2 separate regions of the Mus musculus genome follow, and region 1 is linked to region 2. Evidence: chromatin contacts called from ENCODE Hi-C or POLR2A ChIA-PET data. All regions are on one chromosome and are shown on one strand. Each heading gives the region's core, a stretch centred on a gene start or an enhancer-like site at or near the end of the contact. The rest is flanking DNA. Distances are from core to core; before and after follow the strand shown. Region 1 overlaps 9130015G15Rik (RIKEN cDNA 9130015G15 gene). Region 2 holds the start of E2f8 (E2F transcription factor 8).

Evidence for each region. Hi-C counts contacts between places; a loop is a spot of excess contacts on that map. ChIA-PET counts read pairs that join two places held with the same protein, here RNA polymerase II (POLR2A).
Region 1: a map of left cerebral cortex shows a loop between it and region 2 (4-fold over the local background). The contact joins the enhancer-like site here to the promoter of E2f8 in region 2. A Hi-C loop is called at or near these places in 2 of 37 maps with a recorded cell type or tissue (heart and left cerebral cortex). POLR2A ChIA-PET finds 5 or more read pairs at or near these places in 1 of 5 experiments (Patski).

What each region holds. Positions count from the first base shown.
Region 1 is chr7:49,119,446-49,126,380 of GRCm38, forward strand. It overlaps 9130015G15Rik (RIKEN cDNA 9130015G15 gene), which reads right to left. Exons shown (of 4, transcript NR_154465.1): 4 at 2,492-4,618. It also overlaps a transcript of Nav2 not described here. Among named protein-coding and RNA genes, the nearest start is that of 9130015G15Rik, 39 kb to the right of the region's middle. Within about 2 kb of position 2,011, at least 1 of the 3 ENCODE cell types and tissues checked has a DNase peak (open chromatin) inside an H3K27ac peak, as active enhancers do; it is heart, where a contact is called at or near this core.
Region 2 is chr7:48,877,198-48,884,235 of GRCm38, forward strand. E2f8 (E2F transcription factor 8) reads right to left here and starts at 3,844. Exons shown (of 13, transcript NM_001013368.5): 1 at 3,464-3,844; 2 at 3,081-3,204; 3 at 1,228-1,506; 4 at 745-901. The coding sequence starts at 3,095. Gm2788 (predicted gene 2788) reads left to right here and starts at 4,103. Exons shown (of 2, transcript NR_155436.1): 1 at 4,103-4,320. LOC115486422 (a long non-coding RNA gene) reads left to right here and starts at 844. Exons shown (of 3, transcript XR_882082.2): 1 at 844-915; 2 at 1,134-1,250; 3 at 3,324-3,427.

The DNA.
Region 1 (6,935 bases), core at 761-3,260, 240 kb after region 2:
TTTCTCTCTCCCCTCCCTTCCTCCCCTCTCCCCCCTCCTCTCCCCTCTCATCCTCTCTTCTCCTCTCCTCTCCTCTGCTAAGGATGATGATCCAGGACTCTGTTGCCCCACAGTTCAGAAGCTGCTGAGTTTTTCGGGTCCCCCACCCTATGGAGGAAGGGGGCCAGTGAATTACTGATGAGGGGCCCTACTCCTATGGCTGAGTTAGAGCAGCCCAGATCTTGATGAAGGCAGCACAGGACACAGGGCAGAACCCTGTAAGGAGCAGGTGGCAAGAAGGGTTAGAGAAAAAGTGGGTGGCCATTTGCCCCACTACCACCACCCCAGGGGCTCCAAAGGGCAAGAGCCAGAGTGAAAGAAATCCAGGGATGTATAGAACCATCAGAGGGTGCAGGGTGTCTACTGGGAATTCACAGTTTCTAGTCACTGGGGGCTCAGGCCATCCCTTAGCCCCTCTTTGAACACAATCCCCAGAAAACTGGGGCAGTGCCATTCTGTCTGGGAGTGCAGAGGCACCAACACCTCCCTCAATGGGCCCCGAACTCCCTCCTCACCCTCAGCCTCTCCCAGAGCCACCCTGGCATAGCAGAGCTGCCTAGGCTGGATCCCATTTGGACCAGAGATCTGTTCATCACGGGCTGAGAGGAAACCGCTTTGTGCCATGAAGGATAAGAAGAACAGTATATTTTTCAGGCTCACAGATATCATTGGCATTTGGGAGAGGAAATGGGGGGAAAAAAGCCAGTTTCAGCGCTGCGTTTGAGAGCCGAGGCGCGTTCATTGGCCAGTGGCAGGCTGTGAGTGAGGCATTTTCTCTTGAAAAAAACGCTGTCTGTGAAGGACGGTTTCCCAGGCCACAGTTCTGCCCACCCAGGAATTTCCGAGTTCTTTAGAGTTAACACTGCAGCGTGAGTGTATGGGGGCAGGGCAACAGGGTAAAGGGAGCGTTGGTGCCGAGAGCATCCTGCCCGTGGCGGCGAAATGAACGTGGCCAGAGAGATTCTTTCTGTGTCCATCGTGCCCAGCAAAAAACCGAGAGCAGAGAGTGGGTAAAGGGAAGAAAAGAATAGGAGAGGAGGGGAGGGGAAACAAGAGAAGAGACACAGGCTTTGAGGTCGTACTGCCGGTGTATTCAGCATAGTAGTCACGTGCTCTTCCTGGACACATTTATGTGGGGACAGGACAAGCCTCTTGGTCTAAAAAAAAAAAAAAGAAGAAGAAGAAAGGCTGTCTCTGCTACTGCATGAATCACTGGAAGGGACCCAGGAAAGCCACCTGTCTCGTGAAGCTCCTGCCCAATGCAAGGCTCTCTTTTTGGGGGGCGGGGGCTGCGGGGGGCAGTGAATAAAGTGCATTTATTTTCTTCCATGCTTTGTTTTTCTGTTTGAAGAAAACCTCCCCCTCAGTGTCATCTGGATGGCGGAGGGGACAGCCCCTAGAAGGTATAGGAGGTGACGGTGTTGGTGCTGAGAGCCATAGAAAGGTTAGGTATCCAATGTGCCTGGCTCCTAGGTACCTCCCGTCCCCAGGGCAGAAGAGTGTAAGAGCTTCATCAGGGTGAAGCAGGAGACAGAGTTTTGCACCCGCAGCTCTCTGCCCTGGGTCAGCACCAGGAGAAAGCCTTCCTTCACAGCTTCCAGCTTGTCCATACTGATGTGTGTATGCCTATGCGCGTGCGTGCGTGCGCGTGCACGTGTACACACACACTCACACACACACACACTGGCTCCCCATAGCTCCCAAGGATGAGAGACGGAAGAAGATGCCATTCAGCAGACTGTAAAGTGTCCAGCAAAGCTGAAGTGGCCTCCTCCGTCTACAGCCTGACAGTTTTACTTGAAATGCCAGAGTACATTTCAGGTGCACTCGGGCACTGCAAATTGAGTCTAGCCTGCTGGTTTTGCCACGCCCTCCCGAAGGTACATACACCTCCAGCATGCTAAGGCAGGAGGTTGAAAGCCATGCCAACCTGACTGTGTGGTGCCAGCCAGCGGGAACTTACCAGAAAAGCAAAGCCCGGAGGGAATTCTGCGGAGTGGTGCTGCCCCCTTCTGGCTGCGCAGGCTGAGCCAGTCAGTGGGTGTACAGAGCCGACTCCAAGGCCCAACTGATAAAATCTCTACAGGAATCCAAAGGGAGTCAGGTTTTCCACTATTTTCCAGTAGTAAAAAAGGAGGATGGAACATTTCATGTTAAAAACCTCTGAGAGGTCTTTCTCGTTTTAAAACATTGTCCTCCAAGGTCAGAATAAGTGACAATAAGTAGCTGATCAGGAGCAGGGGAGGGGGACACTAGTAAGAGATTAGTGCCTTCTACAAACTGATCTTTAGTCTGCATTCAGGGTCCTTTCTGTAGAAAATATGTATCTATGTACCTTTTTTTTTTTTTTTGGTTTTTCCAGACAGGGTTTCTCTGTATAGTCTTGGCTGTCCTGGAACTCACTTTGTAGACCAGGCTGGCCTTGAACTCAGAAAAATCCGCCTGTCTCTGCCTCCCAAGTGCTGGGATTAAAGGCGTGCACCACCACCGCCCGGCACCACCACTGCCAGGCGTATCTATGTATCTTAAATTCTAATTTGAAACAGTTTTTCCAGAGCATTACAACTGAATTCTGTTTTCCTGTTGAGTTTATTTTATTGTTATTTGTTTCATTGTGTCTATACTTTGCACCTGTCGCTTGTTGGGTATGGATATTTTCACATACATATGTAATATGCATTGAGTATATTCCTCCCCACCCCCACCTGCACCCTTCTTCCCCTTTCAGTTAGGTCCCCTGCTCCCTAGACAGTTTCACTTTTACATTTATTACATACATGCATGGCTTTACATATCTATATTAAATCTAGGAATCGTGTAAGAGAGAAAACATTGTCTTTCTGAGACTGGCTTAATCCATTTATTATAATGAAGTCTGGTTGAATTCATTGTCCTATAAATGATAAAACTTCATCCATCTCTATGGCTGATATAACTTCTGATGCGTATATAAACCAACTTTCCTTATCTCTTCCCCTGAGGTTAGACACCTACATTGGTTCTATAACTTCATGACTGTGCATGAAGCTCTAGTAAACGAGACGCAAGTGTCTCTGCGAAGTGCCTGTTCTGATCTTTTGGATACATACCCGGGTTTTGTATGGCTGTCTCATGTGGTAGATGTGTTTTTAATTTTTTGAAGATTTTTATCACTTTTTAAAGTTATGTGTCTGTGTGAGGTGTTCGTGTATGCAGGCAGGCACCTGAAGAGTCCAGAAGGGGGCATCAGATCCCCTGGAGCTGGAGTTCCAGGCAGTGGTGAGCTGGTGAATATGGATGTCTGGAACAGACACAATGAATACGCACCTTTTACCCTGCACCATCTTCCTAGCCCCTAGTTTGGGTGTGGAAGGAATTTGCACACTGATCTCCACAGAGGCGGGCATGGTTTCCATTCCCACCAGTGGTCTAAGAGCCCCTTCACCCCTTCTGCACCAGCATCTGTTGTCACTAGTGTTTGCTTTTTTAATGACTGTCACTCTGATGGGTTCTCACTGTAACTTTAATTTCCCTTCCTCTGATGGAGAGTGAGGCTGACCATCCTTTCATGTGTCTAATAGAAATTTGCGCCTCATCTTTTGAGGACTCTGCTTGCTTCACTGGCTCCTTTATTGTAGGCTTTTTTGATCCTTGTTTAGCTTCTTGAAGTTTATTTGGGTTTTGGTTTGGGGGTTTTTCTTCTTCATATTCCAGCTAATTCTCCTCTGTTGGATGTGTAGCTTGCAAAGGTTCTGTGAGCTGTTTCTTTAGATGATTATGTTAGCCATTTCCTGGGCCTCTGCCTTCTAGCTTCAGTTATTGGCATTATGTCCCAAGCAACTGGAGTCCTGTTTGGAAAACCCTAGCCAGTTCATGTATCTTGAGGTATTTTCCCTACTGTGCCCTTCTCTGGAATTTGAAGGAAGAAAGATACATGACTGTTTGGGGTTAAATTTCCCTGAGAAATGACTTCTGTTGTAGAAAATAGCACAGGAAATTGGTACCACCTATAAGGGATAGCCAGTGACACAGAGAGGCAGGGCTGTGTATATTTGTAATTGGTCCCTGGGCAGCTCAGAGCTGGATAAAGATGTTCAGTGTCCTCTGCTCAACAGGGAGAACAGGCTGGAATACCCCACATCAATCAGCCAGGCCATTACATGAGCTGGGAAACTCCCTTCAGGCAGGCTAGAGGAGAGACTAGCCTGGGAGAACACCAGTGCTGGGGAGGATGCCCTTGTCCTTTAAGGGGTCTGGGTAGCATACCACACAGCATGTGCTGTTGTGACTTTGTAGGCTTATGGATGGACCCATAGTCATGTCTACAGCCTGTAGGAGTTTTACACATAAGTCCTCTTGAAGGCAATGATCTAACTTCATTGGGTACTGTAGAGCTCAAGATGGCTTTCAGACTGATATTTCTACATTCCAGAGTTGAGGTCCAGCAATACTTGGTAGAAGTGTTGTTTCTTCTTTCTAACACGTTCGTAGGATGTGGTGTGGTATTTCAAAAGAGATGCCACCATCAAGGAATACATTCCTCTGCTGTTCCCTTCTTTTCCTGGATGGTCTTCCTCTGGCTTGCCCTTCCTGCTCAGACCTAAGAAGCAGAGACAAAATGAGTTTATCCCAAACGTAGCACCGTGACACCCTGCTCTCCCACTGCCTTCCTCCTCTGCATCTTTCCTCTTTCCCTCTTTCAAATAGTCCTCTCTCATCTGCTCTCCCAAGTTTCCATGTGTCTAGCTTCCGGTGGGACAAAAGAGGCATGGGACGGAGTCTAGGCAGTGTATATCCTGGGAACATTGCTACGGAGCTGTAGAAAACCATCTGAAACAAGGGAGACCCCTCGGTGAAGATGCTAATGCCAACATCACATCTAAAACCAAGAGATTCTGACCAGTCTCAGTGGGAAACCAGAGGAGGTGTGGAGGATTGTGGTACGTGGACCAAATGGATGGTGTGCAGCGATTAACAGTGAGGTGTGAAAGAAAAAGCATGCAGACATACTTATGGTGGACAGACAATGCATTCTACAAAATTATATCATACAACATATTTGCAACAACATGGAGAATAAGAAGTGAACTGAGCAGTTAGCAGCAAAATTGACCGCGTATGAGCTCTAAAATTGACCTCTAGATTACTAGAGCTGCAACAGTGGTCCTTAGGAAGATCTACAGTGTATGGGCTCTTCTGGAGCCATAACAGTGGTCCTTAACAATGTCCTGTGTCACCAACCTCTGTTAGTTTTTTTATTGTGTTTGAGGTGGTTTCATTTTTTAAAAAGATTTATTTTATTTATGTGTGCATGCATACATGTGTAAATACATGTATGTGTATGTATCTGTACATGCATGTATGTGTGCATTTGTGTGTGTGTGTGTGTGTGTGTGTGTGTGTGTGTGTGTATTTGTGTGCTCATAAAAGTTCCCACAGAGGCCAGAAGACGGTATCAGATCCCCAGTGGTGTAAGCCACTGCACATGAGTGATGGGAACCAAACTCAGATTCTTCTACAAGAGCAGGAAATACTGTTAACCACTAAGCCATCACTCCAGCCCCCTCCGTTAGATATGCAGTGACTTAGCTAGCCCAGGCTGCTCTCAGACTTGCAATGTGGATAAGGGTCAACTTGATCTACTGACCTTCACACCTCCACCTCCTTCAGGAATCATGGGCAAGGGACCCAAGTCTCCCTTCATGTAACTCATTTTTAAGGCATGAAATAAATAACAGGAGGATTTTTTTCCCAAAGAAAACAATGATAATGAAAAGCAAGTACCAAGATAATAAAAACCAATGGGTGGATGTGTGCTGCTTCTTCATGCCTCGAGTAAAACAGAGGAAGCTGGGTATCTCGTCTACATGCTTGATGCTGTTAGTCTCCTTGATGTATTCTCAGCATGACTGCCTCCTGCTGGACAAGATGTGGCCTATGCACACCCCAGGAGATTGACAGTGTTCTGGACTTGGGGTGAGAGCTGGGCTTTCTGGTTGCCACGGATCTGCTGACGGCTTTGGTGGGGACATTTTGCTTCTGCAGGTACTCTGACAGCTCTGGGAATCAGGAGGTGGGAGGTTTTCCTCCAGCACTAGTCAGACCATCGAGATCAGAGCCAAGACTGCAGCTCCCGTTGGAGCTGAAAGAGTTCCTGAAGGGAAGATGACAGGTTTGCAGATGAGGTGTCTACCAGCCCCAAATGAGCTAATGCCAGAGAGTGATGGCACTCCCTGTCCACATGGGGGCAGCACTGAATCAGTGTGACTGAGGACCTGGGCCTGAAGGACCTTGGGAGGGACTCTGAGAGTGGCTAGTTCTTGGCAAAGGGGCCTTATAACAAGCTTGTAGGTATGCACTCTGGAGTTAGCCTACTGTTTAAAGCCACACTTCAGGGACTGGAGAGATAGCTCAGCTGTTAAGGACAATGCCTGCTTTTCCAGAGGTCCCGAGTGCAATTCCCAGCAACCACATGATCAGAACCATCTGTAATGGCATCTGATGCCTTCTTCTGGCATGCAGGTGTACATGCAGATAGAGCACTCGTGTACATTAAATAAATAGATAGATAGATAGATAGATAGATAGATAGATAGATAGATAGATAGACCACACTTTATTTACTATGTAACCTAAGCCTTCCAGGCCTAGGATTGATACAAAGAGCAAATTAACTAACACATAGCATATTCCATGTCATTTCCTGCACACACACACATTTGTCCCTTCAGCTCATGATTTGGACAGGGACCAGGCCTGTGGTGATTTGGTCTTTAGTGGATTTCAAGCTGGGGAATCACATGAGGTGGGTGACCCAGGCAGCCAACGTGTCCTCAGCTCAGGGCCACGGTGTTGGTCTCCCAATAGTATAGCAGGGTGCTTTCCCTGCAGTGAATGCTGAGAATGAAGAGAGAAGT
Region 2 (7,038 bases), core at 2,594-5,093:
ATACTGCAAAGTTGAGACTAAGATACTTTCCGGCTGGGGACATGTCTCCACTGGGAGAGTGCTAGCCTGAGTTTGATCCACAGCACCCATCTGAAAAGCCAACCTCGATGAATTGGTGAGCCCCAGGTCCCAGTGAGATTCCTTGTTCTCAGAAACCAAGGTTCCTAAGGAAAGATATCCAAAGTTGGCCTCTGGCCCTGTGCACACAGGAACACACATAGACACCCATACTTATACATGCACACAAAAACGTATTTTAACGACCGCAAAGCTTTTTATCTGCTAGCCTCCTTTCCTGCTCTAGAACCAGGTCTTTACCAAGTGATAAAGAGAGGACACCCATAATTTATACCAAAGACAGAATAACCGCCTCCTAACCCATCCTCAGTCTCAAATGGCAGAGAGGCAGATCTTCCCTTCATGCACCTGTGGATACACTAGTTCCTCAGGGACAGACAGGGTCAAGGTGAATGCCAGAGCTGCAGCTGTTTGTGAAACAAGTCATAAAACACCATTTCCTTCCTGTGCAGCTTCAGGGACAACCCGAACCCAGAAACTCTCCACCGACATTTGTTTGCTTCCAAGACCGAGTTATGCTCAAATTAACAGGACTTGTGAGGCTTTGAATTCCCACACGGTCTTATCTGAATCTGTGATAGTGTGACTATATGAGCTCAGATTGAAAAGAGTTAAGTCCACAGACTCACTCTAATCATTAACCATCCTGGCAACTGGCATACGTACTGAGCTCCTCGGCCACCTCGTCCAGGCAGATGTCGTTATTCACAGCAGGGTTGGGGTACTTGGGGTACCGCGCTAGGAATTTGTGGCATAGCAACCCCAAGCTCTTCTCCTTCCGACTCGGCTGGGATTTCTCAAATTCGTCTCCTGATAAGTGTTCCTGCAGAGGGAAAGGTAAATAATGTCTCATTCTGGAATAGAGCATGACAGATTTATTGGGGGGCCTCTGTGCTAGATGACTAACTCCTCTTACCCACACATGCACGCGGTTTGAACAGCTGCAACAAAGTGGGAGGGGAATAGGAATGGTCTTAAGGCCTGGGATAAAGATCACTCATAGAGTACAATTCCCGGTGTTGTGCTCCAAAGCTACAAACTCTTCCCATGTTCAGCAGGTCAACAGCCTTCCAACAGCTCCGGGCTCCACACTGACCGTCCCTTCATCCACAAGCCCCCAAACGCCACCCAGCCTCCCTGTAAACCTACGTGCAAACAGTCTCTAGCTTCAGGTAATGCACTTCGGTTGTCAGACAGGCCCCTTTTCTGATCTCGACTTCGGATCTCGGGGCTCACGGCGCTGATGAGCATTTTCAGGTTGGCTGTGGGTGTCCATGGCTCTCCTTGGGAGACTTCCTTGGGCTTGGTTGGTGTGGTTAGAGGGCCCAAGTCAGGCTGGATCTCAGCCAACACCATGTTGGCCTTCGAGGACGGATGCAGGGGGCTTTTCATCAGTCCCCTTTTATGTGGCTCAGAAAAGAGGTTTTCCTGGTTTAAGAGGAATTAATAACTGAGTTCATTGTAAAACAGAACCTAGCAGAAAGGCTTTCTGCCTTTCATATTGACCAAGTAGGTTAAGAATATCACAGTGATCTCTGGACAGTATTTTCCTTTTTTGCTTGAGACAAGGTCTCACTATACATTCCAACCAGTCTGGAACTTACTATGTAGTAACAAGCTGACCCTAAATTAACAATCCTCCTGCCTCTGCCTCTGTTGTGATTACAGGCATGTCCCCTGCTACTACGGTAAATTTAATAGTTAAACTTCCCACTTTTAACTTGGTAGATACTATGGATCTAAATGTCTTCACCATGTGATCTAAGAATTTACATTAATAAATAAATAACATTAACTACAGGTTTTATTTTTAAATTCTATTTTGAGAAAGGAGGGCTGTAAAGATAGCTTAGAGCTCAGTCCCTTCCCTTTCCTTACTAGAACCAATCACTCTAAGTAACTGATCACTTCTAAATTCCTAAATTCCTACTAATGAGACATCAGGTAAAGGCTTTCAGGACCCACACCAGGCCCCACCCAGTGGAGTGGCTGTGAGCAGTGGTTGCTCATTGATATACCAGGAACAGGCTCAAGCAGCCAAGGTGAGGGTGCCCTTACGGTTAGGGCCTCCCGCCTACCAGCAGGACTTCTGACCAGAAAAATTTGCTTTCAACATCAACGCTTGAGGCACAGATGCAGAAAATGGGACCAAGGGAAGTAAGGTTAGCCATTTAAGGCCTCAGAGCTAGTTTCTGCTATGGTAAGTTAGCACTTACCTACACTGGTAAGTTAAGAGCAATTCATATAGATAGTAGAGACTGGGCCCCCTTCACTTTTAGACACCAGGCAGTACACCATTCTTAAAGAAAGGGATTTGGAAGGCAACAACTCAGAGAACAGAGATACACTGTTTCCTCAGTAACTTTGGGAGCCCGGGTTAACAATCCTCTATTACAACCATGAAACTAAGGGCTCAGTGTGTATTTCTGCTGAATCTGCTACTTAGCAGACGATGATGCGAGGCAGAGGGAGGTCACATGGGGCTGGCACCTGAATTTTCAGTTCAGTATGGTGCCCTCAGGAGGTGCTGATCCAAGGGTGGGGTTTCAGTGAACACTGCCAAGGACAGCATTGAGCTAACATCTAAATGCTTCCAGGAGATCTGTCAGGAACAGCATTTGGAGGCCCAGTAGGTTAAAGGGCTGACATTTTAAAATGTTATCTTACAAAGAAATCCAGTATCAAATTATGACCTTTGTGAATTCCAATGGTTCATGTAAATAACATATACATAATTTTTTAAGCACAGAAAAAACCCCAAAGCTTTTTCCATATATATTAAATTTATATTAAACTTTTGAAACAAAAAGGTTACTTTAACCCTGGACAACCCTATTCCTCTTCAAAAATTAAAATTTCCTTCTGGATTTCTGTAAAAGTTAACCAAAAGGATACAGCATTCGTGACTATCAAACGAAAAATTTAAGAAAACTTATTAACGAAAAACTCAGGATGATACTTCATTTGACATTGCAACAGTATAGACTGGACTTTAAAAATACCTTTTGGTTCTCCATTTTGTCAATTCCTCATACATTTAGTGTGTCTTTAAAAACGAAAAATCTGAAGTTCCTCCCCAAGTTCCAGTGGTTTAAGTAGTCCAATCGATTAAAGTTTTTTACTATCCTTAAAAGGAAAAAAAGTAAAGCAAGAATTAAGAGCTGATGAAAATGATTCACGTACACAAGAGCCCCCGGAAACAAACAAAAAATGACAAACCAGGTTTATTTTTGCCTTGAGGACAGACATTGCCTCTAGGCAGACCGCGCCAACAGACAGCAGTAAATTCCTCCATCAAACCCTTCTGTCACGAGACTTCAAGCAAACACAGAATCTACAGTGACAGTCCTCTCTCAGGTTCGAGATGGCTGTAGCAAGCACCCACCTGTGCACTGATCCGGGCTGCGGACGGAGCGCACGAGCCCGGGTTCCGATGGAGCACGCACCGAGCCTGCATCGGGGGAGATGCTGAAGTTTCTCGCCTGACACACACGTGCACAGGCTCAGAAGGAAGGACTTGTGAAGTGGCCTGAGAACAACCCTCCAATTCAGCCTCTGCGCTCTAAGCGCACGACCGGGCATTTACAAAGGGCTTTGGGATCTTGACCCCCTTTTTCAGGCTTCTTTCAATACACGAAGTACTGGGGCGAGGGAAGGATTCCCTAGGTGCCGAAATCACCGCGATGCCAAAGCGCACCGTACGCTGCGCTCCCGGTCCCAGGTACAGTCCCCAGCAGTAGCCCGCGTCCCGCCCGGCGCAAGCACTGGCTCCTCCTCCCCGCCAACTGCACCGCCCCCGGGGGCAGCCAGACAGCATCTCACGGTTTCCAGGGCGACGGCTCCGAGCCAATCAGTAAGCCCGGTGAAGGCCTGCGATTGGCTAGAGGTCCCCAAGGCGGGGCCGGACCTTCCGCCTTCGATTTAAAAATTTGGCGCGGAAAGCGGGACCGTAGCTGGCACCGCCCCCGAGTGCGCGGGGCTGGAGCGCGGGCGAGCCCCTCCCCCGCCCTCTGCGCGGGAGCTCGGCTCCTCCCCACGGGCCCCGGCGGGGCGGGAGGCGGGAAACGGCCGCCTTCACCCTGGCCTTCCCGGGATCCCACAACCCCGCCGCAGCAGTCTGCTCCCCGCTCACCTGTCAATCCTCCTTCAGAGCTGACGGTCCGGGGTGGCCCCGAATCCTGGCTGCGCGTCTCAGGGAGCCAGCGCGTCTCAGGGAGACTCGCTTAGCCCCGCCGCGCAGAGGTGGGTGCCGGGGGCGCCACCGGGGCCGGGGCTGGGGGGGGCCGGCGGGCGGGCCGCGGGAGCGTGGCCGTCCAGGAGCAGTCCAGCCCCCGATTTGAAATTAACCCGCTCCCGGCGCGAGCCGCTCCCGCGGGCGCGGAGCCTCCCCTCCCCCACGCCCGCTCTCCCGGCCCGGGGCCCCGCGCGCCAATCCGCGCCTCTGCACTGCCGCCGCGGCGAATCAGACTGTAGGCACCACCCTCCGACCCCGCCTACAGCCAGACTTGGGGAAAAGTCCTCAAAAACTTTTCCTTTTTCTTTTTTCCTTTTCTTTCTTTCTTTCTTTCTTTTTTTTTTTTTTTCTTTTTGCAAACACCATTTATCCGAGATCGAAGTTGGGGGATGAAATTTGGCTGGTCCAGAGCTGGCTGGCTAGGACTCGAGGGCTCCCCGCCATCCCCAGCTTGGTGCCACGTCAACCGGGTCTGCTCACCTGCCCTCTGGACCCTAGCGACACCGTTCCCTCTGCGACCCTTTGCATGACTGCTTAGCAGCTTCTGCTCCACGGTTTCCAGAAAGAAACGTGTGAGGAGGAAAGAGCTTCGTTGTCTGAAGCCCAAGGATGCGGGGCGTTGGCCGATCTCTGAACACGCAGGTGTGGGAGGAGGGAGAGAAACTCAGAAAACCCGCCAAGCCTGTCCCCAGTGTCCTGCGTCTGCCGATCCCCTCTTTGCTCTTTCCCGCTTTTCTTCCTTTTCCTTTTATGAGCTTCTGACATCGGCCTGGTATATCGAACAGGTCAAGGGAATTTTAGAGTTAGGAGACCATCTCGTCCAAAACCCTCATTTTGCAGAAGTGGAAAAAGAAGCTCGGCACCCCAACTATGCCTTTCCGTGCTCGAGTTCTTTTGCACCCGCCTTTGCCTTGTAACATTTCCCCTTTTCTGATCACTCTGGGATCGCCCGGACCGCATGTTGCCCAACCCGCTTACATCTAAGATTGTGGTTTGGGCTCTTCCTGCTTTTAACTTTGTATCTTCAGCCTCCAGAAGGACTCGGGGCCACGCAGTCCAAGTCCCATCACTGAGCTTGGCCATCAGTAAGCTAACCATCACTGACTTCAAGGGAGATACTGTGTTTTCCTGGCGGTGGTTAGGGCGTGGATGCCATAACACCGCCCCGGGATCCAGGTGCAAAGGGAATGCACACTGGGCAGAGGTCTAGGTGATGAGCCAGGGTCTTCTTCCTGAGGGTGGCTTCCAAGATGCTGCCACATCTTTGTGTCTCTCTGTTCAGTTCTAGTAGCTATCAGAAGCTCCGGTGCTCAGGGTCACCCAAGTGTTCCTCAAGACCAGGACTGGACCTGAATATTCACGTGCTATACATAGGGGCTGGCTGGCTGTAGCATCGGATGTAAAATAAAAATCCGTCATGAGGCAGGACAGGATGCTTACAGAACAGATACATCTTTACTGAGCAGGGACTAAGTTTAAATATATCACCAAGAAGTAGTGTGTGGGCTTCTGTCTAAGCCACTGTCTGTCAGGCTACTTGTCAAATCTTTCACCTGTCAGTGCTTAGCGCTCCGAAGGATTGAATGATGCCCAGCTTATATCCAGAGCCAGAATTCAGGACCTCTACCCTACCCCCAAGCCCCCACCCCTTACCACTTCTTATATCCTAGTGCCTTGCCTCAGAAAATTCTCAGGACAGCAAAGTCGGTGACTTGTAGTCCAGGTCACAGTCATTTCCAGCCCTCCCTCAACATGGGAGAAAGGGTGAGATACATCATTTTTGTTTAGTGGTGGCTTCCCTGTCAGTTGTCATCAAAGTCGTGGAGCAGAATGAAAAAATGGTGCTTCGAAGAGAGGTTTAAAGTCTTGACGCTGTCAGTCATGAGACCTTGAAAAGGAAGCAAGGATCTTGGGATTTAGCTCAGGGCAGAGGGATTACTTAACAGGCTCAAGGCCCCAGGGGTCATCTCCAGCATCATACGCAAGTATAGTGCGTCAATTTGAAGTTTGGTGTGATTTTAAAGGAAAGATGACCGCAGAATACCTTCCAGCTTACTGTGCAAACGAGGGGTTGGAGGACAAGCTTGAAGTCACTTTTCTTACTTTCCCTTCAAATCTTATTTTTTTGTTATTGATTATATAACCCAAGAAGATTTCCATGCCTTTGTGTCTGGTCATATGAGTTGCACAATAGCTCATATCTCACTGAGCTGGGCCAGTTTTTCCACCCCACTGTCACTCTTCTGTGTTGTACAACTCAGAAGATTGTGTAACATATTCAACAATAAATAAGTATTATGAAAAAAAGATATCAAAGGTAGGGGGATGACGGATGTCATCTCAGGTACTTAGATTCAAAGGTAACCTTAGGGGTTTCTGAATCGTGTCCCTTCCCATAATCATGGGCAAGTCCTCCCCCATGGCCAGGATAGGATGAGAGGCTAAGGAAATGTTTTTCTATTGGTGGGTTCTGAGACCTCTCTTTTTCACAGTCCCTTCCTCCCAGGTCCTTCAGTGACTAGCTGTATGTCTGTCCAGCTTCCTGTAGAGATTGGATTTTAGCCTTTGCCATATGCATTGGCATATCCACCCAAAACCAGCTGTTGGGAGCATTAAATCATACCAATCACCACAGCTGTTCACAACCAGACCTCAGCCCTCCCTTGTCCCTGGAACAAAAATGGTTACTTTGTGAATAAGTGGTATCAGACTCAAATTGAAAGTGT